Linked DNA regions of Mus musculus: all the other regions are linked to region 3. Evidence: chromatin loops called from intact Hi-C (ENCODE). Cell type or tissue: left cerebral cortex. All regions are shown on one strand. Region 1 holds the start of Gm38604 (a long non-coding RNA gene). Region 2 overlaps Slf1 (SMC5-SMC6 complex localization factor 1). Region 3 overlaps Mctp1 (multiple C2 domains, transmembrane 1). Region 4 overlaps Nr2f1 (nuclear receptor subfamily 2, group F, member 1).

What was found. Hi-C counts contacts between places; a loop is a spot of excess contacts. Peaks named below come from ENCODE experiments on the same cell type or tissue, not always from the same donor. Only the 100,000 strongest peaks of a DNase experiment are listed, where the experiment ranks them.
Region 1: a loop joins it to region 3, with 3 times the contacts of the local background. A loop is called at or near these places in 11 of 42 quality-filtered maps.
Region 2: it touches region 3 in a loop (3-fold over the local background); 2 of 42 quality-filtered maps call a loop at or near these places.
Region 4: a loop joins it to region 3, with 4 times the contacts of the local background. A loop is called at or near these places in 12 of 42 quality-filtered maps.

Annotation. Positions count from the first base shown.
Region 1 is chr13:78,172,227-78,180,226 of GRCm38, reverse strand. Gm38604 (a long non-coding RNA gene) reads left to right here and starts at 1,265. Exons shown (of 3, transcript XR_873690.3): 1 at 1,265-2,720. 3110006O06Rik (a long non-coding RNA gene) reads right to left here. Exons shown (of 2, transcript XR_003950646.1): 2 at 1-1,276. In left cerebral cortex, a CTCF peak has its summit at 4,243; a DNase peak (open chromatin) is centred at 4,228; H3K4me3 peaks cover 1,201 bases; H3K27ac peaks cover 1,263 bases.
Region 2 is chr13:77,041,612-77,049,611 of GRCm38, reverse strand. Slf1 (SMC5-SMC6 complex localization factor 1) reads left to right here. Exons shown (of 21, transcript NM_134071.3): 18 at 395-525; 19 at 2,410-2,502; 20 at 2,908-3,090; 21 at 5,582-6,524. The coding sequence ends at 6,063. Among named protein-coding and RNA genes, the nearest start is that of Slf1, 90 kb to the left of the region's middle. In left cerebral cortex, a CTCF peak has its summit at 4,049 (motif pointing left); DNase peaks (open chromatin) are centred at 1,893, 2,183, 3,005, 4,034 and 1 more place; H3K4me3 peaks cover 1,017 bases; H3K27ac peaks cover 2,021 bases.
Region 3 is chr13:76,840,755-76,848,754 of GRCm38, reverse strand. All of the region lies in intron 15 of Mctp1 (multiple C2 domains, transmembrane 1), which reads right to left. Among named protein-coding and RNA genes, the nearest start is that of Gm24519, 240 kb to the right of the region's middle. In left cerebral cortex, a CTCF peak has its summit at 3,979 (motif pointing left); a DNase peak (open chromatin) is centred at 3,866; H3K27ac peaks cover 317 bases.
Region 4 is chr13:78,182,792-78,190,791 of GRCm38, reverse strand. Nr2f1 (nuclear receptor subfamily 2, group F, member 1) reads left to right here. Exons shown (of 3, transcript NM_010151.3): 3 at 779-1,819. The coding sequence ends at 1,059. It overlaps 3110006O06Rik (a long non-coding RNA gene), which reads right to left. Exons shown (of 2, transcript XR_003950646.1): 2 at 7,819-8,000. It also overlaps a transcript of Gm38604 not described here. Among named protein-coding and RNA genes, the nearest start is that of Gm38604, 7.8 kb to the right of the region's middle. In left cerebral cortex, CTCF peaks have their summits at 820 and 4,300 (motif pointing right); no DNase peak of the experiment used is centred here; H3K4me3 peaks cover 769 bases; H3K27ac peaks cover 1,797 bases.

The DNA of each region.
Region 1 (8,000 bases), 1.3 Mb before region 3:
GCCTTTTTTATTATTATTTTTTCTACAGTAAATGGCTAGATTTTTTGTTGTTGTTGTTGAGTAAGCTGCTAGAATGTTGTGCAGATGTTCCACTCAGAGCAGACCTGACCCTCTCTTTCCACCCATGCAAGTCACTTAAACTCTCTGACAGTTCATTTGCTCAAGGCCCATCTTCTGTATGTGTCGGATATATCCTTTGAAATTTCCACCTGGTTACACACACATGCACCTACCACACACTTTAAACACACACTCCCATCCACTGAGTCGTTGAGCCTTGTACAGGACTGCGGTGGGAGAATTGAGGGTGGAATGGAACGGAGGGAAGTCGGCCCAATGGTTATGCCCAGTGCGCAGAGGCTCGCCCTCCACTGGGCCCCTAGCTCCTTTGTGCCTTTGGTTCAAAACTTTGGAGGTGGCCCAAGTAGCTTCCTCTAAATGGCTGGGAATCTTGATTTGTTAAGTGCTTCGGGGCACCCACCCAACGAGTTTCAGGGCCTTCCTAGGAGCCGAAGCAAAACCAGGGTTGCAGGATTGTCCAGTTGGTTCATCCTTCTGGGTCTCGCCTCTCGGCTCCAGCCCTGGAAGGGGACGGCGGTGCTTAACAAAGGGCCCTGCGGGGGCTCGGAAATCAGGCACGTGACGAGCGAGCGCGCGCAGGGTCGCTGTCCCGCAACCGGGAGGGGCTGCAGCCAGGGTGCCTGATAGCCACCATAAAAAGAACTGCCCGGCCCTCAGCGGTCCCAGGGTTGGGCCGGGGTGAGAAGTTCCCGTCTGGCTCAGCCAAGGAGAAGCTGCATCTCCCATCTCTCCAGCACTTGGAAGAAACTGTGTGTGCGGCGCGGGGAGGGCTGCGGAGTGGGCCAGAGCCGCACGGCCGAGCAGGGCCCGCTGGTGTGTTGGTGCCGGGGTGGGGTGGGGGGACGTTGAAGAAACAGTTCTTTCTGAGTGACAGGACCCCTTTTCAAGGGCAAATGGGTGAGGGGCATCCTAATATGAATAGAATTTTCAGTGTTTCACAGTTCTTCTCCCCCTTGTAGGTATTTTTTTCTTTTTTTCATTTTTCTTTCTTTTTATTTCGTGTTAAGTTGGAAGCGCCTGGCTAAACATGTCTTGTGTGTCAGTAGTGTGAGCCATTCACTTTTTTAAAAAAAATCTTTTTGGGTTGGAAAAAAAATACTGCAGCCAACATGTTAGCATGTTTTTGTGTACTCAGTGACTGGAGCAGCCGCAGAGGAGTCGGGATCTCACCCAAGGATCCTGAAAGATGCTATATCTGGAAAGAAAAGACAGGGACATCTTAAAAAAGTTCTCCGTGATCCTCATAGCAAATCTGGTCACATCTTGATTTTTTTACAGAAAAGATACAGCATCCTAATTTCTCACTGGAAAGCCTGTAAATTGATATTAGATATCTCTGTGAGAAATCACAGTGGCCAAGAAAACCTTATCTCACAGGAAGATTTCTTCAAAGCCCACTTCATCACATTTAGAGACACTATTGTTATGTCCATTCCCAACCTTAGCTATGGAAGACCATGCTTTAGAGAGGAAAAAAACAAAAACAAAAACAAAAACAAAAACGTTTAAAGTAGATTTGAACTCACATTTGTTTGTTGTTGTTATCTGTAAGAGCAGAAGAACTGATGGGAGAAGTTTTAAAAGTGTGTGAAGCAAAGGACACAAAGACAGTTTATCAGTGAAAAGAAGAAAGTGGCCTTTCTATTGGGGACTAAAGAAAACCCAAATGTAGATGAAGTGTTTCCACAAAAGCTGCTTCAAAGTCCATCTCTTTCCCTTGGGCTCAGTCATCATCCAAATGTGATAGCTGGCAGTTCTTCGTGGAGGTAAGGTGGCCATGGATGGGGAGTCACACAGAGGAAGATCCCTGCACTATAATGTCAGACATTTTAACTAACAACCTAGTGATATCACAGGGCTCAGATTCAACTACTCCCCCTCCAAACAGTGTCCACTAAAATAATGTCTTCCCTTGCTTGGTTACTTGACTTAATAGGGACCTTAGTCCTCCTTTTGACTTTGCTCAGCAAGTTGGTGTATGTTGGGCCAAATTCTTAATAGTAGTAGTAGTAATAGTAGTAGTAGTAGTAGCAGCAGCAGCAGTAGTAGTAGTAGTTGTTGTTTTCTACCATTTTGTGCTCAACTCTGCTTAATTTTCTACTTATTTTTGGACCTCAGCCTTTTTGGATCACAAATGTCCCCACTAGTAACACAGCAATAAATCTGAGCAAAAATAAGACAGATTTCCTCATCGATGTGTAATAAAGTTAAAGGACATTGTTTTGTCAGACAAGCGCTAAGTAGAAAATAAATCTCAGAGTCTGGGGAAACAAAACGGAGCGCTGCTGGCATGTGTGTAAATTTACTTTTAAAAGCAATAAATCAATGTTAAATTAAACAGCTGGGTACCCTGTGTAGGAGAAGCTTCCATGTTTAAGAAGATCTTGATGGGAGAAATGTGCTATTTAACATCACACACACACACATACACACATACACACACACACACACACACACACACACACACACACACACACTTAGATTTTTGTGCATATCCAGAGGCAAGCCGTTTCTGACACTTCCCTTGAACTGCAGGGAGGTAGAGAAAAAAGAACAGAGACTATGAATGGACTCTACAATCCATCCTCAGAATCTGACATATTTCCAGGGATAAGAAACGAGGAGACTTTGAACAACTGGTATAGACTTTTTCTAGCTTAGTTCTGAAATCATCTCTATTTACTGGTTTAGTTTGTTGGATATGTTGTGGTTATTTTGTTGCTGTTGTTGCATATTTTTCTGTAAATAATTTAACCTGAAGAAATATTATAATGAACATATTTAGCATTTTGTTTCTGATGCTATTATTCTTGATGTGGCTGTTTTACACAGCAAATAACAAATTAAAATATAAAGACAATTATTTTGTATCTGTTATACATGGTTTTACTGAGATAAAAGTTGATATTCAAGTAACATTAAACTAAACTCTAATATTTTAGTATTTCTTTTTTGGTTATTTTTTCCTGTTGTAAAGCTTTCCACTATGAGATATTGTGGGAGATGTGGGGAGAGGGGCAAGAGAGGGCCACAGAAAACCCAAGCTCTATTGCCACATCCTAATATAGTGTGAACCAATATGTATTTACAGAGGTAAATATCTAATAACAAAAAAAATTAGGAAGAATTTAAGGCTAGACTTTATTTTTGCAGGCTTGAAATCAAATCACACACACACACACACACACACATACACACACACACACACAAAACCTGTCAGTTCTTTAGAGGAGAGATATTGCTGGGAAGAACTTCTTTAGCCTATTGAATGGAAAGCTACTGATTTAAAAGAAAAAGATGGGTTCATGCTTTTATCTAGCACAGGAGGATCTTCTTGATTTCTTCACATAGATGTCCTGTTAGCGTTCTTTTAAAGTTGTACTGTTTAAAGTTAGCCCACTTTTCAAGAATATTCATATTCAGTAACATGATTCAGAATGCAAAAACTGAAAAAAGGCAGTTTTATCACCTAGGGCTGAAAACCAACAGGGGTGGTTGTGGAACATCCTAGCCACCTTGGATTTTCCTTCAGGTAGTAGAAAATGGCAAAGACCAGCTTGCCTGAAGAAGAATAAAAGTTATACTATTTATATTTAGATAGCACCATTCAGTTTCCAGGATCATTTGTAGCTTGTTAAGTAAATTGTGTGTCACTCAGAGATATCTCAGCTTGCCTGTCAGGAGACATCTGGGCAGACTTAGAAACTCAAAATGACTTCTGCTAGGTTTTTCCAGGGATGCTCTCTCCTGTGTGCTGAAGCCCTGGGACTCATTTTGGCTCAAGGTGGGCTTTTAGCCGCTCTCTTTGTCCTTTTCTGGACAGGAGGGTGCTAGTTGAAGCTAGTCTGATTTGGGGAATGCAAGAAAGAGAGATGGAGAGGCTGCCAGTTCTAATTAAAGACAAGAAGCAATCCACTCAGGAGCTATCTTTTATCTTTAGCTTGAGACAAAGACTGGCCACCTCACTTCAGAAGTTAGTTTGTCCGAGTTGGCTAGTGAGGTAAAAGTAGAAACCCATAGGTGATGCTGCTCTCAGGTGAGATCGGACTTATGGATAAGTCACTGCAGGTACATCTTCAAGCTGCCACCTTTCCCCGCTCCGCTGGTCTCCTGGTGTTTTGTGCTCTTGACACAGACTCTCTTAGATTCTAACTTTGCTTGCTAGATGGCGCTCGGTGTCTCAAGACCTTCCAATTCAGAATTAAAGTAGCTTTTTAGCACCATTCTGAACTAGTTTTGGGCGTTTGATTAGCACAGTGCCAGTAATGTTACTGTTGCTTTAATTTTTTTATTATTATTTTTGTCATCCTTTTGTATTAAGGCAGCATCCAAGTGGGAGCTGTCCACTTAATCCTTATAATAATAAAATATAGAGAAATTCTGCCTCTGAATTTATGGCATAATTGTGGATCAATTACTTGTTTTGATACATTTCAAAAAGCACTTAAGTTTTCCACAAGTAATCTTTTAAAGGATTTCAGGAAGATAAATCAGCAAGTAAAGATATTTAAACTCCTTGGTGTTCATCAGCAGGGTCCAAGAACTCACCCTGCACTCCTACCATCCGCCTCCAGCACTACGTCCATTTGCTATCATGGAGTGTCATCAATTGATGTAAAATGTAGTCTGTTTTATTTAAACCCTAAATGTTAAAAATCAATGCCTACAGATACATGTTTAAATATTTTTAAATAAAAACCACCACAAAGCTGGCTTAAATGAAGAATGGCTTGTGGGTTCTACAATGTAATCATTAGCAAATTTTCAGATATTCAAAACCAGTTTGGGGGAAGTCATGTTGAAATATAAAGAGAGACAAACAAATAGTTCTAAGTGTCTGATAGAAAAAATGAAGACAAGCCATGAAGACCTATAGCTCTGTTAGCTGAAGATATCATTTTATAGCATCTACTGCCCCTGTGCACTTTAAAAAGAGAGCTGCAGGTGTTGATGGCTGAGGAAGTGCTCACAAGGGAAAGCAATGCCTGTCTGTATAAACATAAGACCCCTTAACTGTGGAGGCTGAACTTGGTTTTGGGCATTGAGAACTGATTTGTATACAAATGTTCTACTTTTGGGGATATCAATGACATCCAGAACTAAGTGCCTTAGAACCTTTTGTAAAATCTTGGTTGGTTTGGTGAAGATTGAGCACAGTCTCACTCTGGGTGTTAGGCTGAAATTAGCAGGCGCTGAAACCTAAAGAGGAAAATTTACAACTTGATCATCCCCAGCCACACACCACAGAACCTGCTACTGTTGCAAACATATGTTCCAGATTAAGTTAAGCAAATGGCTCTCATTTCTTTCAAGGTTAAGTTGATCCTGAAAATTTAAATTTAAGTGTGTTGGACTTCCAAGGATCACTAGGTACTCAAGTGTTTACAAATCTTCTCCTAACCATTTACTGAAAGACTTCATATATTTTGTTGCCTTCCTGAAATACTAGTTTAGACTCTTGTAAGTTGAATGTAGTCAGGTGCTATTTTCTGGAAATATATGTAGTTGTGAAAGCTGGATAAATTGCAAATTGAGTCATTTGTCCCTCCAATATTGAATTGCTTGATATCAAAAGCATAATCCTAATGGTTCATCTAAGCTCCTAATATAGCCACTCATTTAAAAAACGGATGCAAAACCTCACAGTTTAAAGTTCTTCAAAAGTTTTATTCATGGAAAGAGTTTCTTTCCACAGCACAGGACAAAGCCTGTGTTTCAGAAAAGGCTGAGACCACGGTGTTTTTCCAAGGGGAGTAACTTTCATATAGTCACACAGCTGACTCCCAAACTGAATTATCTGAAGTCCACTTTGAGTAGCAAGGCACCCAGGAAAAAAGGTCAGAATTAACCTCAGTCTCTCAGGTAGCTCCCCTGGCCAAGTTACAGAAGTGGAATTCGGGGATCCAGCAACCCAGACAACCTCTTTCCTGATTTTGGGATCTACTGCATCTCTTCTACCTCCAGATGATCTCTGTAGTGCACTTTAACCAATATTAATACCTATTGACATTTGGTAGTTATGGCTTATACTTCTCTTCCCCACAGAACCTTCAAGAATAAAACGTATTAATTCCTGCCTCCCCCAATTCATTCAAGAAACATTATTCTTCTAATGTATAAGATGTACTTCTCCAACTAAGAACTTTGTATTTGACATCGACAAGTGGTCAAGGTAGAAGAAAATTTAAAAGATTTGAGGGACAAAAGTGGTCAGAACATCAGTAATCATAGGACAGCACTCGGATTAAATGCTTAAAAATTAAAGGAGAGAAAACAACAACAACAGGCATCTATGCTTTTGGAAGGCTTAGGAAGGTTTAAAGTTCCACCAAACACATACACAGATAGGTAGCAAAACATTGATACAGACGTTTATTTCATGGAGACTTAGTTATTTATATCCTCAACATTTTGAAATATAGAAACTGAGCCATACTTTTTTTTTTCTTTCAAAATTTAGTGTTCTCTGGCAAAAGTCGCCTTGAAATATACATGCCTGTCTGGACGTTTCTAACTTATTTAAATAACCCAGAAAAGTCATTTTGAAATTGAATCAGGAATTCAGTGTTTTTTGTTTTGTTTTGTTTTGTTTTTTTTTAAGGCTAAAAAAACTTAATAATAAAGGAAAGTTGGCATGAAGCAAAAAGATCCCTCAGCATCCACACTGAGACCAAACCCACTCAGTGAATTCACTCTGTCACCGCAAGTTTCTCCAATTCTTGTTTCCAACTTTGTGCCTTTCCTTGTACAGAGTCTCCTTTGCTCCAGAACCCCAGAAGGCTAGAATAAAACATTTTCAAAGTAGAAACTCAATTCATAGAAAAACCACACTGACCAATGACTTACAAACATCTAGTGATATTTATCTGAGCTGTGCATTCAGATGTGGAGAGTGCTATAGTTCAGAATAAATGAGTCCCCAGGTCACTAAGATTCAACAGGTCCCCTTGTAGCCCTGCACACTCCAGCTGCCAAAATGCATTAAGCTCTGTGAGTTTCCATCAGTTTTCATAGAGGGTCCAGCTGCTAGTTTAAACACTTCCACCATGAATGAGTTTCTCTAGTGGCATGAATTTATACACAGTTACTCTTGAGACTGAACTAATGGTCGAATTAAGGGGAACATTCTCTTTGAGGGGAGCAAACGCAGAAGTGACTTTGCAGTGGGGGAGAGAGAATAAAGTTCCTGTGAGTGTGTTGGATGAGAGAGGAACCTTCTTACAGCAGCTCTGAGAGAACAAATTAAAATGCACACAGGTGAAATATTTAACCATTTGCACGTCTCAGTGGAAAGAAAAACATGCTGTTTTGCGGCTAACTTGCTGCTAGGTTAAGAAACTCACTGATGTTTCTATTGCAGTGCTGTGTCAGGTAAAGAAAAGTACTCTCCTGAAATGTATCATATATTTCATATAATACAGAGCAGTGTGGAAATCCGTTTGCTAAGGAAACACACCAGGGTTCTTTACCCATTTCACTTTCTTATCATTTTTTACTTGAAAAGTTTTGCATTAAGTTGTTGTGGAACGGTGTTTATTCACTCTTTAATAGATACATGGTTTTGACAGTCTCACCTGCTCTGAACACCCCAGTGTCAGAGACTCAAGAGAGCGGATGATGCAAATTCTGTTCTCATGAGAGGGGATAAATTTCATTCAAAGCTAAATAAAATAAGGTTCGAGTTTCAACACAGCAAAGGTGTTAGATTTGGAATCTGTAAATCTCCTCTTAGGAGTGGCGCCTGGCGTTGCCAGGGAGACTACGCAGAAAAATCAGATGCCACACGGAAGTGGTCTTCCATTACTGCACTTTGCTCAACGCGATAATTAAAACAAAACAAAATAAGTAAAACGCCAAACAAGGAGATTTATCTAAAACTCCTTGAGAGGACTGAGATTTGAAGCTGAGAAAAAGTGGCG
Region 2 (8,000 bases), 200 kb before region 3:
GTTATAGGTAGTATAAATAAGGTTTTAGATGCATATGAGATGCTATACTTTCTGAAAATGAAAGACTTCTTGATTGGGAAATCTGGAGGCCTGCACTCTAATGTAACTTTCAGCTTTATTTCCTCTACAAAATCTGATTTACTTAGTTTCCTCCTTGCCCAGCGTTCTACACTCATTACCTTTTTACTGAGCAGTTGGAGATATAGACTAATAAAGTAAAAATTAATGCATCAAAATTTGTTCTCATGTAGCTGACTTTACTCTAAAGGCTGGAAAGCAGTATGATTGAATGAGTTCAAAGCAGGATACATTTTAAAGGAAGAAAAATACTATCTTATGTATGCTGGCATGACTTACTGAAAAACAAGCTTTTCTTGGTTTTCTTTCTTTTCAGAGAGTTAAACCGTGCTAAATGTTCCTCATCATTGAAAAAATTGAAAAAGAAGTCAGAGGAATTGTCATGTTCCAAGGAGAATTGCCCATCTTTGGTTACAAAGATGAATTTTCATAAAACTAATCTGAAAGGTACCCCAAGTATCTGAACTAACTCATATTAAGTACTTTCTGTCCTTGTAGTCAGTATTTGGAAATCTCACACATTTGCCCTAATGAATGTTTAAACTTAAATATTGAACTAAGTCCAGGAAATAGTTTAATGGATAATGTAATATTTTCTTGAACTCTTCTGTATACAGAAGAAGTGGTCATTTAGTAGCTGATGTAATAGACTAGCCCTGCCTTTCTCACCCTGCCTTTCCAGATGCTGTGAGCTCCCTGAGCCCATTCCAGACCTGCCCTTCTTACTTTGCAATTCCACATCAACCTGTGCTGCTTAGAATCAGTGTCTTCTGATTTGAAAGTATAATTCATTCTTCATCTCTTTTCAGTCATAGACATTTTGTGAACAAAGAATGAGGAGTAGGCTATGTTACATAGCTGTGTTAAGCATATGGGCTCCTTTCTTCTAGGCACTGAGCCCAGACAGAAATGTGTTTGGCTTTTGGTTCTAACTGTACAGCAGCCTAAGTACCTAATGGATTGTATTCCAAGAATAGTGCTGTAATAATTTTCTCTCGCACCCCTTTTACTTAGATGTCTTGTAACCTGAAAATATGTTATCTACAAGGGAGCTCTACTTGGATAAACTAAATTGCTAGGTTTATAAGTTATTCTGTTTATAGAATATATCATATGTATTAACTCATGCTATGGATTAGCTCATGAAAACAGTGACAGCAAAGCTTTTATAATTGTTCCATGGGATAGACATTTATATTATGAGCCCATGAAGCTCAAAATATGAAGACTATTCGATGACAATTCAGATATTCACTTCAAAGATCAGTGTCTCTTTTCTTCGTTTTATTGTTCAGAAGTAAAATGAATATGAATGAATTTAGGCTGAATAGCAGGAGTTGGGAGAGAAAGAAAATTGAGAAATGGGGGAGAACTTTGCATGTAGAATAAATGTTTAGTAGAAGTTGCAGAGATACTCTGTAAAATTGAGTAGTATAAAAATGTGCTACCAGTATTTTATATAACAGGAACAAATAATGCCCATGATGCATTTTGTTTCCTATGTAGTCATTGGTAAGTATTTAGCCATTTTCCTTAGTGTCAAATTATGTCTTATATTTTATTAATCTTAGTTCAAGCAGCAGTTGGAAATTTTGACCAACAGCAATTTATTGCAGTCCTCCATCAAAAACTGTGCCATTCTATGTGCTGCTGCTGTTCAGCTTTAAATGGTACTTAGGGACTCTTCAGCGTGTGTGTGTGTGTGTGTGTGTGTGTGTGTGTGTGTGTGTGTGTGTGTGTGTGTGTGTGTGTGGTGTTTATATTAAGATTCTTACATTTCTCCCTCCGTGCGGCTGTAGCCAAGCCAGACAGCCTATTGAGAAGCAGCAAGCCATCTGTTAATGGATTTGAAGTTCTGAATTGTACTTGAGTATGTAGAGGCACTCGTGCTTAGCTAGAAACATTCATTTGAATTAAGCTATAAATGCTGTATAAGAAAGAGCTATACATTTTAGCGTAGATTCATGAATAAATTTAAGAGAGGGCAGTTGCACTTTAAAACTTTTATTGCTACAAACCAAGTATTTCTGGTGTTGTCTGGTCATCTGGGGTTTGTCTAGCAGGACTGAAGCTTTAACCTTGAACTGGGAGAGACAATGGCTGTGTAGAGCTTCCCTTGTAGAATCATTGCGGAGCTGCTGACAGAGCAGAAGCTCTGGGCTACTGGGCTTCCTCCCACCCCACCTCTCCTTCTTCCTTTTCTTGTTTTTAATTCAAGAGATGTTTAAACCAGTCTGGCATGGGTCCAGACCTTCTAGTTCATGGCCTTTGTTATTTTCTTTAGTTGATATCTTGTCTTCTCTGGAATAATCTATTAATTTTTTATGTCAGGGGAAACAGCTCTGCATAGAGTTTGCATAAAAAACCAAGTGGAGAAATTGATTATCCTTCTGTCTTTGCCAGGAATAGACATCAATGTTAAAGGTAAGATCTCTAAGTCTTTGTGTCCTCCTTCAGCATCGTACAATTTGTTATACAAAATAGTTTTATATCGTATTAAGAAAAATCATTTAACTAAATTTACTAAAAATATTTCTAAAATAGTTACTAGCCAAACTGAAATAATTCACTATGTGATAATTTAGAGCTAATAATATAAAATATTTTAGAAGCAATTTTCTGGTCATATTCCAATATTAATGTTTAAAATTTCTTTTTATTTATTTTCATTTTTAAGTAGAAACATGATTACAGTGGGCTCGTTTTCACCAATGCTGTTTTTCATATATGAAGCTCCTACAGAGTAATAGAGGGGACTTGTGGAATATCAATACTTTGCAACCAACAGTACTTCTGCTGTTTTAAAACTTGCCTTAATTTCTAATTTAGACAATGCTGGCTGGACGCCTTTGCATGAAGCCTGCAACTATGGCAACACGGAGTGTGTCCAGGAAATTCTGCAGCGTTGTCCAGAGGTGGATCTGCTCACTCAAGTGGACGGGGTGACGCCTTTGCATGATGCGCTGTCAAACGGACATGTGGAGATTGGCAAGCTGCTTCTACAGCGTGGGGGTGAGTGCGTTCCTGTTACAGGGCTTTCGGGAAATTATCTAGGTTTTTGATGACTTCCTCAGAGGCAGATAATATTTTATATTGAAAAGTCTGTAAGAAAAGGTGCTTTTATTTTATATAAAATATAATGAGAAAGTAAAGACAAAATGTCTCCTAAATACAGACACCTTGTATTAATTGTTGTAAGCACCATTTTATAATATATATATTGTTAAAACCTATTAACATTCATGTATGAAAGTATATTTTTGCAGTTGAAGCTGTTGGTTTTAAATATTGCTTTAACTTAATGTATATGGTATCTTTGTGAAGTGATAATTTCTGAAAGCTTGTTAATAAGTGGATTGAGTGCTTCTTATGACTACTTCGGTTTTCCATTTTTTATTACATATGTATGTGGTGTGTATATATGTATAACTGGCTAAGCTAATATTATCTTTATATGACATTCCTTTATAGAGTATGGAAAAGATAGCCTAAGATATTTTCATTTATATTTACCATCAACTAAGTTGAAGCTGGATTTTCAGGTCATGTTAAATATAGTACAAGGCTTTTATGAAGAGGATAACTTAAGCTTCATACCCATATACTGCTTTTTCTGATTCATTTTTATCTTCAGCAACTCCCCTTTTAGTAACATTTCTGCATCTGAACTATTACAAAATTTTGCTTCAAAATATTCAGACTAATTTGTGTTTTAAAAACGAAACCCTGATAACTAGCTTGTAATATGAAAAACATAAACATTTGTGTGACTATTGGTTTTGTTTGTGTTAATTTTAACTTAGAATTTGATGTGTTTTATACTGTAAATAACGCATTTCATTCTGCATAAAAACAAAAGGCATATTCTCCATGTGCCCTTTTTTTTTCCCTATGAGTATCTAAGAAAGCCTGGATATATTGCATGATGGCTTAAGAGACTTGGTTATTTATAGTCTTCTCCTGCCCCCTAAAGGCCTAAGTGTGTCTGTTTTACCAACACTGTTTCATAATTGATGTATTTTTAGTTCTTCTACCTTCTCTTTTAAATACTACTAGTTTTATAAACCCAATGTTTTTTTTTCTATTAAGTATTCTGTTTTCTTGTACTCAAAGATTTAATCTGACATGCAAGCCAATATTCATTTCTGTATCAAATAATGTAAATTATATCAGAAGTATTCTTTAATGGATTCGAGCTGATTAGCATAGTGTGATATTAGATCAGCTGTGCTGATTTAGCTAACAGAGTCATATGTGGGTTAGTCTCTGATCTAGGAGAGAAAACTAACTTGTACTTAGGTTTGTCAAGGTGCACTGGCTAAATTACATCTGTGTTGTTTTTGTTGTTGTTTGTACTAGGTTGTTTATTTGTTGACTTATCTAGTCAGATTCTGGGTTTGAACCTTTATATGGTTTGACATTATCACTCTGGCAGCTTTATAATCTCTTCATTTCAAGACTTTCAGTCTTGCTAGCAATAATTTCAAGAGTATATATTGCTAAACTTTACTTCAGGTACTTGTAATGTTTTCCAAACAGAAATAAGAAAAATATTTTTCTTTTGTTTTAAGATGTTAACAAAATAATAGATAATACAACTTTCATTTGAAATTTCTTTTTTCCCCACAAATTATATATATGTAGCCTTTATATTTGTGGTTATAGTCATCATTAAGAGTTTTAGCGCTTAATAATCTATTCTTTCTGACGGTACAATGTGTTATAATGTATCCTACCATACTTTCATATTGCTGCTTACATTTCTGTGAGTGACTGCACAAAGGGTTACAAGCTGTGATTGATAAGAGTAAAGAGCACTTCTATACCTTGTTATGGACGGACCATTGCTTTTCACTTCTTGTGTCATCCTCTAATACTCAGGATGAACTTGAGTCCTGAGCATTTCAGTACTTTGCAAGTACTAACTCTGACTATAGCAGGCTTTTTCAGTTTTGGTTTGGTTTCGGCTTTGGTTTGATAGATCAAGTATTGAGTTCAATTTAGAAAATTAACTTTGAAGTTTTTATGACTCCCTTGCCTTTGTGAACAGTAAACATTAGAAGTATAAAATACAAATTGTACTGTATCTGTGAAGGGTCTTTATAGTTTTCACATTGCCAGGTGGTTAGTCAGTAATGGAAAAGAAACTATTTTTTTCCTAAGGTTCTAATTAATGTGTTTTATTAATTTCTTCTGAGAGTACTGGATTTCTTGTTCTTAATTGGCAGCAGGGAAGGTTTTAAAAACTGTTTTCACTTATCATATAGACTATGTTTTAGCAGAATTCATTAGTCAGTTGAGTAGAATTTTCAGTTTGTAAACCCACCTTTATTGGTCTGTATGGGCAATTACAATATATGTAGGCAGCTAATCAGTAGCAAGTATGATGATAAACAGAATCCTGGAAGGCTTTTATTATACTGAGGTGGGGGAAGAAAGCAGCCGTTAACCTGGCAAAATAAAAGTGTTTTACTCTTAACATTTTACATTTCCTTTTTCACAGGCCCAGAACTTTTACAGCAGAGGAACTCTAAGGGGGAGTTGCCCTTGGATTATGTGCTGTCCCCTAAGGACAAGGAAGAACTATTTGCCATTACAAATATAGACGATACAGTGGACAACTTTCATGCTAAGACACAGAAACATTTTTACCACCAACAGCTTGAATTTGGTTCGTTTTTACTTAGTAGGATGTTGATTAATTTTTGTTCAATATTTGATTTGTCCTCAGAATTTATTCTAGCTTTCAAAGGGTTAGGTCATCTAAATGAGTTGCTTATGGCATGCAATAGTGATACAGAAGCCAGCAATGCACATACTGACTGGTTATTGGATGTTTATGCTAGGAATATAAAGACATTAAAGAAGCTCCCAAGTGTTCTTAAAGAGCTGCCTGAGAATCTAAATGTATGTCCTGGAGTGCATACTGAGGCCTTACTGGTGACACTGAAAATGATGTGTCAGTCAATCACAGAGCTGTCATGATGCCAGAAAGTATGAATCAGATGTCTGAACGTGCAACATGCTTTGTCATTTAGTATATCCATAGCTTATGGAAAAAATATTAATTTCAGTTACTCACTGACAGCAAAGTTTCATAGCACTTATAAAACATCTACAGATCTAAAATATGGGCTCAGGATTTAACTCAGAAACATACAATAAGAAAATGAAGTAGTTTTGTTCGGTATAAATGGTTTCACTGATTTTTAAAAAACAGATTTGTTCTTCAAATATTTATTTATATTATATATATAGAAAATTAATTTAAATATTTTTTCAAGTCAAAATGTCCTTTCCTCTGAGTGCTACAGGTCTGAAAATCATGGCAAGGATATTCATTCAAATGTGCTTCTATATACATGTAAAAGTTGTTTGTTCTTTATATTTAAGATGCATTTGCTTTTTTGTGTTTCTAAAATAAACCTTTCTAGGACTTTAAATTATGTTTCATAGTCTTTAGTTGTTTTAAAAAAAAAAAAACACTCACACCCACACACACCCTTTCTCTGATAAAATCAAATCATATTATATTTTGTTCACTTTGAGTATATATATTTAAATGCCTACTTATGTACACTGAAAATTTTTTTAATTGGGTATTTTATTTGTTTACATTTCAAATGTTATGCCCTTTCCTGGTTTCCCCTCTGCAAACCCCCTATCCCATCCCCCCTTACCCTGCTTCTATGAGGGAGCTCCCCCACCCACCCACACACTCCAGCCTTAGCATTCCTCTACATTAGGGCATCAAGCCTTCACAGGACCAAGAGCCTCTCCTCCCATTGATACCAGATAAGGCCCCTTCAGCTCCTTCAGTCCTTCCCCTAATTCCTCCATTGGGGTCCCTGTGCTCAGTCTGATGGTTGGCTGCAAACATCCACATCTGTATTGGTCAGGATCTGGCAGAGCCTCACAGGAGACAGCTGTATCAGGCTCCTGTCAGCAAGCACTTCTTGGCATCAGCTATAGTATCTGGGTTTGGTGTCTGCATGTGGGATGGATCCCAAGGTGGGGCAGTCTCTGGATGGCCTTTCCTTCAGTCTCTGCTCCACTCTTTGTCCCTGTATTTCCTTTGGACAGGAGCAATTCTGGGTTAAAATTTTGGAGATAGATGGGTGGCCCCATCTGTAGGAAGCCGCCCTCACATTCGCCGTTGCAAGATGGCACTGACATCCTGTGTTCTAAGTGGTAAACAAATAATCTGCGCATGTGCCAAGGGTAGTTTTCCACCCCATGTGCTCTGCCTTCCCCGTGACGACAACTTGGCCGATGGGCTGCAGCCAATCAGGGAGTGGCACGTCCTAGGCGGAGGATAATTCTCCTTAAAAGGGACGGGGTTTCGCCATTCTCTCTCTTGCTCTGGCTCTTGCACTCTAGCGCTCTTGCGCTCTGGCTCCTAAAGATGTAAGCAATAGAGCTCTTGCTCTCTTGCACTCTTGCTCCTGAAGATGTAAGCAATAAAGTTTTGCCGCAGAAGATTCCGGTTTGTTGCGTTCTTCCTGGCCGGTCGCGTGAACGCGTGTAAGACCCATCCCTCAACCTGGAGGCCATGCCTAATCTCTGGATATGGTCTCAACAGGTTCTCTTCCCACTGCCCTTTGTTGTGTATTTCAGCTAATATCATCCCCATAGGGTCCTAGGAGGTTCTTGCTTTCCTGTCATCTGGGACTTTCTGGTTGCTACCCCCAATTCCCCATCCCCCATTGCTACACACCTCTTTTTAATTTTCTGACCCTCTGTTCATCTCCTCCATCCCCTCCCATACCTGATTCTGCCCCTCTTCCCCCACCCCCCTTCTCTCTTCTTTCCAAGTCCCTCCTATCCTCTACTTCCCTTGATTATATTGTTCCCCCCACTAAGCAGGACTGAAGCATCCACTCTTTGGTCTTCCTTCCTCTTGAGCTTCATGTGGTCCGTGA
Region 3 (8,000 bases):
AATCACAATTGTCCTCTTCCTAGATCTTGCTTCACACTGTGTCTTGATGGCTCTCTGTCAACACTGCAGGCTCGCTTCTATTATTTAAGGAAGGGAATGGAAAGGAAAGAAAAAGTTTAAAAATTTCAACAAAATTTTGATAATGAATGTGATGTTTTATATTTATCCATTTCACTAATGTCTACAGCTACCCTTATCTGGCCCAGAGCTTTAAAAGCTAGGCGTCAAGAGTCTGTTTTCCCTTCTGGGTCTAAGGGAGCTAAGAAGCATGCAGGAGATACTGGAAGAAAATGGATTGAAGGGTGTCAGGATGTCAGCTGCAGCAAAATCCTGGCAGCTCCCCAGCTGCCAGTTGTAGGAACACTTTCTGAACTGCCTTCACTCACAGGCTTCACTTCATACTGATGAGAAAAATAAGGAGTTTTACCTTTTTCCCCTCCTCCACACTGACTGCTGGTGTCTTTCCATCTTTTGAAGTCCTAGCTCCTTCTCCTTCTTACTTTTAATTTAGTTCCTCCTATTACAATTCGTTATGCATCTTTTTGTGGAAGAAATCCAGTTGGGCTTGTTAGACTCCGTCCACATTAACATAACAAGAGAGGAGTTGGATTTTATTCCTCACACCAATGCCCTATCCAAGACCCATGAAGGAACTATTGAGGGGCAGAAGCAATGTGTGCGCGTAAATGTGTGTGTGTGTGTGTGTCTGTGTGTGTGTATGTGTGTCTGTGTGTGTGTGTGTGTGTGTGTGTCTGTCTCTGTGTGTCTCTTTGTGTGTTTTCTTCTAAAGCCACCTTGGTAATTTTAACAAATATGTAGTAAAGATGGCAGAAGATCTGAGATTTTCAAATTGTGGTCCCAAAGCAACACAAATGATATCACTTCTGAAATGGCTAAATGTGTAAATTCTTAAGTTTTGGTTTTTTCTTAATAATACAAAGAATTGAGCAGTAAAGCCCAGAGTACTAGGTTTTAAGACCCTTCCACCGGATCCCAAAATGCACTGGAGCTTAAGGACCTAGGTTTTAGACAGTCAGCATCCATGTAGTCTTAGCCCATCATCTTCACCTGGTAAATGTCCTTGAGGGTCTAAGTCAACCTGGCTTGAGAAAGATCTCTAGTGAGACACAGCAAACGATGATGAGCACTGCTTTATAAACTAAAATCCTGTGTCCTGGCCAATTAAATGGCCCTTGATGACCTTAATAATCAAAAAAAGCTGTTGTCCATTTTTCAAAAGCCAACTTCACTTATACTTTTAGGTATTATAAGATAAAGTTAATTTTCCTATGGGATTTCTGTCAGCTCTAGATATTTTTCTATACTTTAATTTTTATTTTAATATTTTCTCACTTCTAGAGAAAATTAAAAAATAAAGAATAAAGTCTTAATGTTCTCTTTAGTTCAAAGATATATCCTTGGTATTCCTCTGGATATAGGATGTATGGGGATTGATAGAAAACAAAGATAGATTCTTTTCTTTTTGCCATTTTTTTTAACACACATGAGTAGGTTTCTTGGAATAAAGAAAAAACCACAAAGAATAAAACATTGTTGACCACCATTAAAAGGCAGCAATATGTGTATTTGTGTATATATACACTGAGCTGGGGTAAATTAGAGAGAAAGAGAAATATCCCCAGGAGGTCAAGTTCATCACCCCACATGATCAATCCCTGGTGCGCTGATGCCCCAGATGAGGTTGTAACAGAGGACGCTCTGTTGATTCTTGCAATCATTCTAGTACCATGAGAGCCAGGTTACAAAAGATCACAAGCCCACCTGCTCAAGCACCTGCTTTGCTACCCTTCAAGATCTCTGCAACTTCAGCTTCATTCAGCTCAGATAAGACCGGACTCCTGAAACCACAGGTCATTTACTGTGTGGCCTTGGTTTCAGGAGGGGTTGGTGAGAGGGTCTAGGGAAGACCTGTGTCTATACTAATAAAGACATTCTATCTATATTTGTAGCAAGTAGAAATACCTTTCAAAGTTGAAAAGATCACACTTAAAATATTTAAAACCGTGCAGAAATCTGAATCTACTTATAACTAACATGGAAAACAGTTATACTTAAAGGGGGTTGGTCATTGATGCAATATAATACATGTAATACATACAGTGTGCAGTTAAGAATTTTGTCTATCTTCCATTCGATACTTCTTCTCCACAGTCCTGGGTTCTCTATGCTAGAAGTGCCATCTCTATTTAACCACTGAAGATGGGAGTGTTTGCCTCAATCAGTTGGAAATGTTTCTGTTCCCACTCTGTGACTTTGACAGGCATATTTTGATGCGAGGATGAAGGGTTAAGATGCAGTCCCAGTTATCATGAGGTGTTTGTGGTGACTGCATTATTTTCATGCTTCAAAAAAGTGATTGTAGTTTTATCAGCTAATGTGGTAGTTAATGCCATAGAGCCCCTAGAAATACAGGATAATTTCTACAAAATCAGTACCATAGACTGTTCTGGCACTTAACAGCTGTAACTAAAAATCTCAACACACAGTTTACAAGCAAGGGTCATTCTCTCTCCACTTAAGAACAGTTTCCCTATTCAAAAATATTTTCAGTGAGAAGTGAAGCCAAGCTTTACTCCGTGAAATCAACAAGTCTCTCTTATACACAGGAATGGATCGTCATGGCTTTGGAAATTTTTTTTTTTTTAAAGATCATGGAATTAGACCTTCTTGGGTGTGAGGCATACTTGTTTGATAAGAATTTTGTGTATAGAAAATCAATTTCCTTTCTCAGTAAGATGTAAAATATAAAATTGTTTTTAGGACGTCCTTAGTAGACATTTGAATAGTCATAATATGGAATAGAAATATTCTGGAAGTGATAATAACAGGTTTGAGAGCTAAGGAAATGTTTTCTCGTGTTGTTTATTGACATGTGCCTTTCATCTGGAGTGCTCTCTCCAGCTCTCAGCATTCATCAAACTCCTACTCATACTGTAAAACCCAACTTACTTGTCTCCTGTTCTATGCAACCTACCTCTATCTCTGCTTCACATGATCAGGACATATCAACTTGGAATCCCAATTTAGAACAGAATTGTTATCGTGGTGGACACAGTCAAAGCACTGAGAAGGGAATGAAGCTGCAAAAGTATTTCCGGTTCTGGCAAACAGCTCTCTGCAAGACAGCTTATTATTCTAAAATAAACCAAAAGCTACAATTCTTAAAACATCATGTACTGTTTTCAATTCATGAATTAGGAATAAAGGTACAGTTTGGGTACAGAACACATGCTCTGCACTGCTTGAATGAATATACCTCTGTCAATTATTCTCAAATACTGCTTCAAAGGGAAGGAAATTACCTTCCTTGCATATACAGCTTATATGTGCACAATATGAACTTAATTACATATCTTTACAAATACATATATACTTTATATGACATATGTAATTGTACTTTATATTAGCTATCTAAAAAATAGTATGATAATAAGGCATGTTTTAATCTCTGATTGTTCTTCATAGAAGTGGTTGAACAGGTCTCGGCCTCTAAGAGCAGCAAGATGTAACAGCACGGTTTCTTCTACGGGAGAAAGTGCTTAATTTCAGGAACACTCTTCTCATCTTTTTTTACTACAGTGCTCTGCTATCACTTGGGAGATCTGTCAGTTTATTTTAATCTAAGAGATGGTGTAAGGCTGAAAGCATCACACTTCATGCCCAGGCTTTCTGATTTCCAGGTTACGTTCCTAGTCACTCTGCTGTCTCCAGCTCACATGGGGTCATGATACAAAGTAAAACCACTTCCTTAAAAGAACCTGAACTTTAAGGCCAAACAATTGGATGCTAAAGCTGCAGGTCACAGTTTCAAGACTACAGACCATCGTCAAAGTCTACGATTATGGAAATAGCTTCTGCCTGCTTTTAACAGGTCTGTAATGGAGCAAGTTTTTTTCTGGCTGAACTAAATGAGTTGCTGAAGAGATTTTTGTGGTGCAACACTGCCCCCTACAGGCCATGCTGTAGAATGACATAAAAGACAATTTGTGCAGAGGCAGAGGAGGAATGGAACAGTATGAACATTATTTGCTGGCAGAAGGCAAGTTCAGATGCAGGTAAAGATATCGTAACATACGTGGGTATTTGTAACATACTTTCTGATTTAAAGCTAGAATGGAGTCTTAGGGTTTAACATTGTTTACTGTTTCACATGGTATTTGATCTTCAGACAAATGTAAATTGCTTTTTTGATAGAGAAAATATTCTCTCTCAATAATGTAATATAACACTCCTAATCTGTATGGATTACTTACATGGATTCCATAGAGAATCCATATTAATAATCTTCTCTTCAGTGCAGTAATTGCAGTGTTTAATGGTTTGAGGCAACCTCATGAGGTGGCAGAAGTAGGGAGAAAGGGCCATTCATACTAAACTCTCCCTGGCTCTCTAAAGACTTTAAAAGAGACTCATTCAAATATGTGCAATATATCATATATAATAATTCAATTTTCATTTCTAAGCTGCATTTCTTCAATAGGAAACTGCCAACTGCTTTGATTATAAAGCTCAGGTGGTCATCTGTGTTGGAATAAAAAAAATCCAGTATTTCATGGGAAAAATGCATCAAATTAACACTGCATTCTCAGAAACTTTTAGGACATGTGACATTTTTGGAAATTCAGAAATACAGATCTATACGTCAGATTATTAGAAATGTATTTAAAAGTACTTCCCTTCAACTATAAAAAACTACAAGTCTATCTTAAAATGGAATAATTATGAATATTATGTTTGAAACACATCAACATTCTGTCACCCCATACATACAAATAAGCATATCCCAATGTCACTCACATGTTATAAACGAGGCCTATAAAACATGCAGAAGGTAGAGTGAATCCTCCCGAAACATGTTAGAGATGCCACATCATATTGTCAGTGTAAGCCAGAGAAGCCTACAGATCTTACTGCTTCTATTTATAAAGCTCAAACCCTGCTTACTGGTCTACCAGGGAAGTTCCGCACAGCCTTAGTTTTAAACACAATTTAAAACATATGCAAGTTGCATTCAAAAGTACAGTGTGAACACTTGATTTTGTTTTGAGTGATACAATGCTAAGTACAATACATCTTTGAAATATTCATAAGTCATAAACTTAGGCAAAATTCACTTGGTAAGTGCTCAAACAAATAAAAAACGTTCAGGAAGATTAATTTGCTAGTAAAATAAGCACTCTAGTTTGTTCTGATTTGCAGGCAGCTGTATGATATTCAGCATTTCCTTCTACTGAAGCATGAATTCCAAGTTGTCATATGGAGGAATGTATGAGACAGTCTACACAGGCATGGGCAATGAAGGTGCTAATTTGCAGCATCCCACCTCATAGAAGGCTTCCTGAAGAGTAAATGCCTCATATATGATATTTAGTTTTATGTAACCATAACCTATAATTATGAAATGATTAAATGATCTCAATTTTATTTTAATTAAATAGCTAATCTTTTTATTAGAAGTGGGTCTCTATAATTACTTTGAGAAATTTTATAAAACCGAGGACAGAGTCATAATTTTAAAAATCAGATTCTTAACAAGTTTTCTAGGAAATGAATATTTAATGCGCCTAAAAATACTTTTCTTCTTGAATAGATCTCTAAATTTGATTGTTACTTCTGCAACTGATTCATACTGTGTTCAGTCAATACAACTGAGGGTACAATTTCTAAAAATATTCAGGCTATGTGAAAGAATTATTAATTAAAAGTTTAAAAAGGCTTTTACATATTGTTCTCTTAGGCTGGCTAGATGTTTCAGGTCCTCTTATTATTTACCTGGCTCATAGAAATGAGTGTGCAGACCTCTCCACAACACAAGTAAAAGTCCCAACAAAGGCATTCCCATCTCACTGTCGGAGGCTTTACCAACAAGATGTAAGACTGGATAATGAAAACTATATTATAATTGGTAGTTTTTATCCTAATGCTACCAAATCAAGTAAAAGTTTTCAATCACTGAACATTATTTTGGTAATGTTGGTAGCAAGGTAGCCTGGTATGCTGTGTGTCATTCAAACATATACTGTGTCTGGGAAAATTGTCCACATTGTAACAATACCATTTTTCTCAGCTTATAGAATTCTACTTGATGCTTTCTTTTTACTTGCTATGTTTTATCTTTTCATGCTACAAAGAATAACTTCTAAAACTAAATTCATGTTAGTGGCATGAATTTTAGATCTACTATGCCTCTCTGCAGCAAGGGTTACTTTTAAATTTATCTTCTTATCTCTGCAAAGCTTACCAGCAACATGCTTTCAGAAGATGCCAGCCAATAAACTGCACTAAAACCACTCTGCTACAAAGGCACAGTGATCTTTGGCATCATTCACTATTTTTAAAGCCATAAAAGAACAGATAATAAATATATGACTCACAAATTATCAATTATGAAAAACAATCTGGTTCAGAAAGCTTCACTAATATAAAAAGATGGATCACTTGTCACAAACCAATAAAGGCTATTGTTGTGAATCCAATATTTGATTTCTATCATTTACATTAGGGAACTTAAAATGATTTTTAAACCACATTATTGTTTGAAAAAATTTTGTTATAAAGGTGAACATGGGTACTTTGGAGGGGAAAACCATATGTAATCAGTCATCCTTGAAATGACTGATATTTTTACATCAAAGCCACCATACAAGTCTAAATTTCAGAGACTAGGTCCATAAGGTCGGTGCACTGAGAAAGTGCTTTATTGCATTCCAGAGGAACAAAGGACAACAGGAAGGTGAGCATGGCTCAGACACTTCCCTCTTCCTCTGGGTATTTTTCTGATTGTTAAAGTTTGCTCCTGTGGGGGCCTCCTTATGCAGAGAAGGCTCAGTGCTGCCCATCTACATGGCTTAGTTTACTGTGGTAATGTGACTCTGTCTGCTTAGTTCGCCTCACACAAAGAATAGCACAGTGAAGCTTTTTATCTTTATAATCAATTCATTTCCCTGTTACTTCATGTTAATCACATTAATAATTTTCTAAATGAAATATTTTCTAGATGTTATTCATATTTCATAATGTGAAGTGTTATATCATATTAATCATTTTCTAAGTGAAAAAAAAAGAGGTATAATTCTTACCAAGAGGAGCACCCCTGAGAGTATCTAGGATCAGAAAGTTCTTACCTGGTGTTGTCTGAGGGCTACTCCATTACTTTGTCTGCTCTCTAGTATCTTATTATAGATTTTTATACCTTTGTATAAAACTACTCAGAAGTCTAAGTAAATCAAAAGCACATTATCCACAAAGTCATTGACAAATGTGTGTTATTTATTTAAGGATGATCATATTTCTATCCCTAGATAACAGATTTGATCAGCAAATTATCTTGCTGAAACCTTGAGAGTGGGTTACAAAGGAGAAGTTCAATGGTATTAAACACAAGTATGCTTCAGTGACATGTGGCAGATACAAGCTGAGGTAGCTGGAACCACACTGCAGACAGTGGGCTAAGATGATGGGCATGCCAGGTGACTATCCAGCGGGAGCTGGAAGAACAGGAGAAGCCTAATGGCAGAGAGGCAGGCACATACTAAAAATCCATTCATGGACTGCATGTGTTCTATCAAAGGATTTCACTTCCTTCTGCCATATATAGACAATGTAACAAACAGAAAAGAGAGTGAGCCAAATAGCTACTTATATCTACTTATATAAGCCAAAACATAGTAAGGGCAATTCAGCAATGAACCCCTAAGAATTTTCTAAATTTGTTTTGGAAGAAGGAGTCACAAGCGTTGCTAGAGGCAAGCCTTATGAATGGGCTTCAATATATTCCTCTGTGGCCACGGAAAAGAACTGAAAATAAGATTGAAAATGGAAAAACTGACATAATTGTTCAATAATAGAAACGACTAGTTAAATTTTTAACAGAAAATGTGCTAATTGACAGGGTTGGAGTTTAGAATACGAACATGCTAAAAATGTTTGGAAACCTAGTTCTGTCTGATGCCTGTGGTCAACTGCAAAACTGTAAAATT
Region 4 (8,000 bases), 1.3 Mb before region 3:
GAGCCATATTCCTCCTGGTTATTATACAGCTTACAGAGATGTGACCAATTTTCAATTACATGATCTAAGAAAGATAGAAGTGTCCACTCTCACCGAGGAGGATTTGTTGCAGGGCTCTGTCCTGCATATATAGTTGATCTCCAATTCTATATTGGTATAGCACAGGCTTGATCTGGTTCTCGGTTCTGCCAGCTTGTGATCCCCGATCCCCTGCCACGTGTATTCACTACACAATCTAGGTTCTCCTTGAGCTTGCTGGTTGGGGTCAGCTGGGTTGGGGGTTGGCGGGGGTGGGGGGAGACTCGAAGAAGCCTTTAAAAACTGTTTCCAAGGCTGTATATTTCTTCAGGGGTTCCAAGCACCCCAAAATCAAGCAGGAAAGGGGCAAATGCTTTCCTTTTAATGAGCACAACCAGAAATGTGCTCCCCTGAAGGAGAGAACAGGTCGCAGTACACAGCAAACATGGATTCACCATCATGCATTATTTAATCCAAAGGTGAAAGAGGGGAAACAAAGCTATGGCCAGGTTGCACCTCTGTGCATGTGCACCTCTCTCCTGGTCTCCCAAGCATGGTGAGGCTTGGATTTATTGTTATTTGTGTAGGGGGTGGGAAAGAGGATGGCAAAGAGGCATGGAGGGAAGGAGTTATTTTCCTTTTCTTCTATTTCTTTTTCCTTTTCCCCTCAAAATATTAATGGTGTGTATGCCTTTCCATCTCACTCACCTAACAATCTGTCCCCTTTCCCTGTCTCTCCCTCCTGTGGCTGCTCTGGCAGATGCTTGTGGCCTGTCGGATGCTGCCCACATCGAAAGCCTGCAGGAGAAATCACAGTGTGCCCTGGAGGAGTATGTGAGAAGCCAGTACCCCAACCAGCCCAGCCGCTTTGGCAAACTGCTGCTGCGATTGCCCTCTCTTCGCACAGTGTCCTCCTCTGTCATCGAGCAACTCTTCTTCGTACGTTTGGTAGGTAAAACTCCCATCGAAACTCTCATCCGAGATATGTTGCTGTCAGGGAGCAGTTTCAACTGGCCTTACATGTCCATCCAGTGTTCCTAGACTTTGGGTGTTTCCCACCCAATCCTGCTCCCTGACTCCCTAGAGACTAAGAGGACTCTCCCTGACCAAGGACTAAAAAGCCTTTGGGGATGCTGGTATGATGGACCAGGCAGGCCAGGCAGACGGGAGGAGGGCTGGGAACAAGAGCAGCCCACTCTGCAGGAATGCAACCTGAGCTGCAAACCAGGAGAAAAGGAGACTCATTTAGGATCTGATCTGTAAGTACATTGGAAAGGAAAGAAAAAGGACCTCGTGTCTGGTGAGAAAATGAAAAAAAAAAAAAAAAAAAGAACGATTTGGAAGAGAGGACCATGAGAAATTTAATAAAATAGATGGACCTTCCAGGATTTATTGTGGATGGATGTGGATATATTCTGTACAGAAAACTACTCATATGGAAGTGGACTGAATCCTATGTAGAAACATACACTGAACATTGTTATTCATTTTGTAAAATACTAGTGTTTATTTTCATTTTTTGTAAAATTTAAACATCGTATGCGCATAAACAAAAATGAACAAGAATTAGGGGGAAATAACATTTTCCAAATAATTATAAAAAATTTGTCCTGTGTCTATGTATCTATATCTGTTTTGTATTTTTTCTGGTTCCAAACCAGATTTCCTGTGATTCTATACTAATAATTTTTGATATAACCCTTTGCTTCTTATAATGAGTGCGATATATGTTGTCGAGGCTGTTCTTCAAGAATTAAAATTGAAGTGAAAATTTAAACAAAAATAAAAGAATTTAGCAAAACCCATGTGTCTGGTTGCTTGAACTACACCCTCAGAGCAAGAGGAGCTCCTGGATAATTTGTGGATAACTGAGTATTGTTAGGATCTGAATTGTTGAGAGGTAGAGGAGACTTTTAAGGTCCAGTACTAAGTCGGCTGTACCTTTTTCTTAGGCCACTACATCACTTTTGCAAAGCTGAAGGCAAGGCCAGGCTGTGTATGTGATGGGATAGGAGGGGAAGGCTGGGCCTTGGTGGCCAGACAGGAGTTTTGTTTTGTTTTTTTTTGTTTGTTTGTTTGTTTGTTTTTTAATTCTTTCTGAGGACAGCCCTGAGTCAGGGGCCAGGGGAAGCCAAATTGCTTTTGAGGCACAATTTCCAGGCACATGGGCGTCACAGCTTCAGTGACCCAGTGTCAGGTCACCTAGACTCTAACTGCAGTGGGAAAGTTTCTGAGCTGGAAGGGGTTTGCAAAGGTTTCATGGCAGGCTTTTGTGGGTGGGGTGGAGTTTTGAGGGCTCCTCAAAGCGTTTGAGTCTGGGTGGACTGGACGGCCACTGACTGTCTGCTCCAAGTCTTGCTTCTCCCTGCCTCTGGGCAAACCGAGACAAAGCACCGTGGATTCTGACTTTGTTTCTCTTATGCATTCTTGGAGATCTACCCACCTGTGGTTGGTTTGCCTTTCTCTCAGGCTCTTGTCAAGGGGGTTCCCAGTAGGACCTCTCCTGTGTGTGTGGGGGGGGGGTGTCAAAAGAAGCACCCCCCAACACACACTTTATGGTACTTACAAGCTGAACTCAGAAAGTAGGACTAGGTGTCAGGAAGCTAAGTTAGACTGGGTTCTTCCCTAAAGTGCCTTATGGCCCTAGGGGCCCTTGGAAGACAGATATCTCTCTTTGAGGAATCTAGCTGGGCATGCATTGAGGTGAGGGGCGAGCGACAGATTTCAGAGTCTGAATGTTTTATGGAATCTGAGCCGGAGCTGTGAAAACACACACTGCCAAGGGAGCTCTTCCTTAACATATTGATAAAGCCGTATCTTTAAAATTAAAACCCCTCTTACACACGGATCCCCCAACCCCTAGTCCCAGACAGGTTTAGATGAGGGAAGAGTTCACTTTTAGAAGCCACCCATAACCTTGCCCTTTCACTTCACTGTCTGAAAGTTTTCAGGTTCCCCAAATTCTTAAGCAAGCCCCACCTGGTTGACATTTTGAGTAATCTGAGTATCTATGGGGCAGGATGCCACTGTAGGACCATGGTCTTAAAACTAGGCCACTAGGGGACTAGCTATATTTCATGCATAGGAAGACTGACCCTTAATTCACTTTCCTACAGTCTAGATACCTGAAGCAGAGAGGAGAGAGAGGTATTCCTGTTAAACACAGGGGCCTCCTAGGAAGTATTGGGAATTCTCTTGTACTGACCGGCAGCAGCAGAGTGAGGGTTCAAGGGTGGGTTGCAGCTAGAATGCTGAGAGGGAGGGAAGCCGAGCTGCCAGGAGAGTTCACCGACCTTTCCTGCCTTCTGGAAATGAGATGAAAATATATTCATTACAACGTGATCCCTCTGATGAAAACATATAAACATTTCTCATAGTTCTGAACTATACATTTCAATTAATTTCAATATGGAGACCCAGTCCAAGCCCCCCAGTGTAGAAAAGGGTGGACAGCATGGATCCAAGATGTCCAAGGCACTTACTTCCTCAGGTTTCTAGGGGTGTAAGGGGGTCATTTGACTTTTGCTGCCTGGGGTCTGGAGAGTGCTTTTGATCAGAGAATCCCTGCGACTTTTGAAATCCTGGCCCAACCTCCCAGCCAGTCCTAATGTGAAAAGAGAAGCAGGCCTCTCCAGGGGCCCTTCCAGCTGCCAGGAAACCCAGAGCTGAGTGGGAAAGAGGAGCCAGGGTTACTTGCTTGCCCAGTGGCCTTTTTGGGGATCCTGGGCAGTATTCCCCAACCTCCGACCTACCTGCAATATGCACTGAGAACAACTTGTGTTTCTGGATTTAAGTCTCCTTCCTAAGATAGGAGACTCCGGGTTATGGTCAGTGAGCGCTCACACTAAGGCTGCTTGAGCCCACTGACTTTCCATTTCAGAGCACAGGGCACAGAAACCACACACACTCACACACAAATCCGATCACCCCAAGGAAATGTTGAGGAACCAAGACTGCAGCCCCTAAGTTGTAGGTGAAGCCTACTAACAACCCGGAAGCACACACACACACACACACACACACACCAGGGAAACGTCCTAGGCTTTCTAGCTGCCCTTGGTGGGTGCATAAAGGATCGGGCCAGCAACTTCAGGGCTTTCAGTGCTGAGAACAGGCTGTAGTAATAGCCTAACTTGTGATCATCTAGTGCTTTCTCCGGCTCAGGTAATTTCTGTGGTCTCAGGCCTTAACAGGAGGCTTAGGTGGTACAGGTGGGAACCTTTTCTGTCTGGATAGCCAGATGGAGTGCGCACAACGTTGAGCTGCTTTCATGCTAGGCGCCAGGGGGAGCCATCGAAGCAGGGTGTGAGTCTGGAGGTCGTTCTGGGTAAGTACCGGCTCCTACCTCCAAAAATTGGGAAAATGGAGACATGGATTCCCCAGAACCAGTGGAAACTGAGGCAACCCTTGTAGAGTGGCTTCCTTCTTGAAATTACCACGACTTAGGCATGTTTAATGTTCTCTTTTAATCCAAACACTTGCTGGGCACCAGAGAACTTCAGTGACTTTGAAGTAGGTTTAAACTACCTTACCTGAAAATATTGCCTTTACAGACCATAGGCAGAATGAGAAGATATGATCTTTGACACCCTATTCTTCCTACACCATTTCTGACTTGGGACTAGGCTGAATGAAAGAAAACTCAGAACAGGAATGTGGGTCCTTTCGTGTTCAGCTTGTTCTTCTAGAACTCTGTCCCTCCAGAACTTAGTAGAGGCTCAAGGTCTCTAGCAGAATCCCTGAGACTTCACAAACCAGCCTTGCTGTTAGGAACACTAGAGAGCTGCAACACAGCTCTTAAGAGTAGTAGGGGGAGGAAGACAGAACGAACGAACGAAAGAAAGAAAGAAAGAAAGAAAGAAAGAAAGAAAGGAAGAAAGGAAGGAAGAGGAAAAGAAAAAAGCAAAATGTTTATTTTTTAAATTTTTCTTGTATAGGCAGCCCTTTTATTTCCTAATGCCTGATTCATATTTGGGGAACTCCCCTGTTCCTTAGAACAAACAACCTAATTGTCCTGCAAATAGAAGACCATAAGAAGCATATGGAGGGAGGGAGGGGGAACAGAAGTGGGAACCAATAAAACTCTTGTTAAAGGGCCTGTTCGGAGGTCCGTGGCATCACTGGGCTTTTTACTTGGGAAGCCAAAGAGTCGTATTCCTAAATGAGTTAAAGACCCATTTACCTCTGTCGTGTTCTATTCATCAAGCCACAAGTTGAGAGTTCCTAACATGAAACTATTTGTTTGCTTACACAACCAGCTGGGCGCAATTTCACGTCTGAGATATCTATCTGAAAGCGCCTCTCATTTATTATCTCTTCTTGTCAGGGAATCCATTTTTCCAACTCCCCCTCCCCCTTCCGAGTTTGTTTGTTTGTTTGTCGTCGGACTTCTTTGCTTGGGAAGACCCTTTCCCCAAGGAGCAGCCAGCGGCTCGGGGATCAGGTTCTGTTGTGCCCAAGATCTTGGACCAGAGAATAACAGAGGTGACTGCTACTGACACCAAATGGCTGGAGAGCGAAGGGTGGAGTGGACAGTGGGTGGAACAGACCCAAAGTTGCTGGGTAGCCTTTCTTCTCGGAAGTTCTCCCTGCTAACTCTCCGCCATGAAAGCTTCAACAACCTGAGGTAGGTGGAGAATAGGGAGTAAAAGGTGGAGTCCTTTCTGGAGATGGGGACCAGAGATTTGGATTTGAGAGATACTCTGACAAAGCCTCACCTAGTTCCAATTGGCCAATTTCTCCTTCTGGGGCCGATCACAGAGTAACCAAAATGTAAATAGTAACGTGATGGGTTGGGGGAGGAGGCAATGCATTTATTCTGTGTGTTGAGGGGAAAAGACTGCACGTGGTTTCAATTTTGAAGCACAAAGAAATAACATGCAATGCAGAAAATAGGTTTATGAATGTAATTGAGAGGAAAGAAAACAATTAACACGGTGGAAGGTTGCACATCGGAATCCCCACCCCTTGCTTTCATTTCTATCCGAATTGGAGAAATCCGGATCATGTAGAATAGAGTGGATCTAGGCAGTCGGATCCTGCGGACAAGAGAACCCCTGATGGGAATCTTAGTGATAGCTAAATAATGATGTCTAAACGTCTTCCAAACTGCTAAGGCCTCATCTAACCGGCTGACAGCAAGGGATCAAATCCCCAAGTCTAGACTATAAAATACCCCCCAATTGTGGAGAAGAGAAGAGAAGAGAAGAGGGGGAGAGTGTGTGTGTGTGTTTGTGTGTGTGTGTGTGTGTGTGTGTGTGAGAGAGAGAGAGAGAGAGAGAGAGAGAGAGAGAGAGAGAGAGAGAGAGAATATCTAGGGGTTTCTTTAAGACAGACCAAGCTAGTCTCTGCAAACTAACCTATTGTGTTGATTTAGGAAGACATTTGCTGTATATAACATTTAAGGCTGATAATATCATTGCACAGCCAGATAAATAAAGCTTTGGCCTAATGATGGGGTCAGCGATCGATCTCTGGGCTCAGAGGAAAAAGGCCAGAGAGGCAGTCGGGCAGGATGCTCTGTCTGTGTGCCTGTCAGCCAGCTTGCAGGACCCCAGTGTGTGTGAGCATCAGTGTGTGAGAAAGCAAGAACCAAGTCTTGAGCTGGCCAAGAGGCTCATTAGCATTCCTAACCCATGGACCTATGCTGACAACTAACAGAGATATCCCTCTCACCACTGGGCCCTTTCTCCTTTTGTCTTCAGAGCTGGAAGAGGGAAGAGAAAAAGATTTCTCAGTAGACGCTGGAGCCTAAACTTTTATATGATTGTTAAGAGGTCGTGTGTGTGTGTGTGTGTGTGTGTGTGTGTGTGTGGTGAGAGAGACGCCTACCAGTATTTTTCATCATCTTTTAATAACTTTATTTTTTGTTACTGTTATTGTTTTTCTCTGAAAATGCATAACACTCTTGTTGAAAGTCCAGGTTTAAATAAAAGAGAAAATCCCCTGGAACTGCTTTGCCATCCCTCCTTGTTGAAGGAAGGATGCTGATGCGTTTTGCTCCCAACACACATGTTGTGTGGAAACCTGTGCTTTACAGTTTGCTGGTTACAGATAGCTGGGACCCAGCACATGGGCCGCTTGAGCTTTGTCTCTCTCCTTTCTTCTGCTCGGTTTGGTATCCTAGACACCCTGCTTATTAGTTTCTATTCCCTGCCCATCGTTTTAAGGTAAAGTACATTTTTCAACAGTTTCAGAGATTCGAACAGTATTAATTCAGGAAAGCATAATTGTAAAATTATACTCACTTGTGCAGTTTTAATTGTCCTTTTACTTAAGGGGTAGGGTCTTTAAAAAAAATTACTAGGTCTCCCAGAGACAAATATGTATCCACTGGACTATCCCACATTCTGTTCCTTGAACTTCATAGAGCTGGCCAGATAGCTTTGCACACTGGAGTATACAAGTTATCCCATGTTGACAGATGTTTGTCACTTAGTAACTTCTTTCCAGCTTCCCCCCCCCCTCCCCTGAGCCTTCTTTCCAGCCTGCTTTGTTGTTTTAAAATATGCACGTCTCTCACTAGAATGCTAGTCACGAGCCAGTGCAAACTTTGTGTCCAACCTCCCACATGAAATGATCCTGTTAGAAGAAACTGGATATGTCTCAATCTGCACTTCACTCAGAGCCTCTTGGTCCTGGCCACTGTGAGTCCCTGGTCCAGGATCCAAAGTAACTCAGCAGAAACAAACTTCCAACTAAAAATCCCCTCGAATGTCTCCCAGGGAAGAAATATAGCTCCTATAATTACAGGAGGCTACCGCCGGAGGGGAACGCAGCCCGCAGCCAAAAACCAAGAAAGTAAGAATTTTATTTATTTGCTGATTGAGCCTGGATTGTCATGGCCGACAGGTTTACCCACACTGAAGTCTCAGGTTTGTTCTGAGTGTACAGGTGAGAGGGAAAGGAGGGAAAGAGGTGCATGGCAAGAAGTAGAAATAATGAGAGAGACCAGGCCAACTGGGAAAAAGTGATCTCTGCGG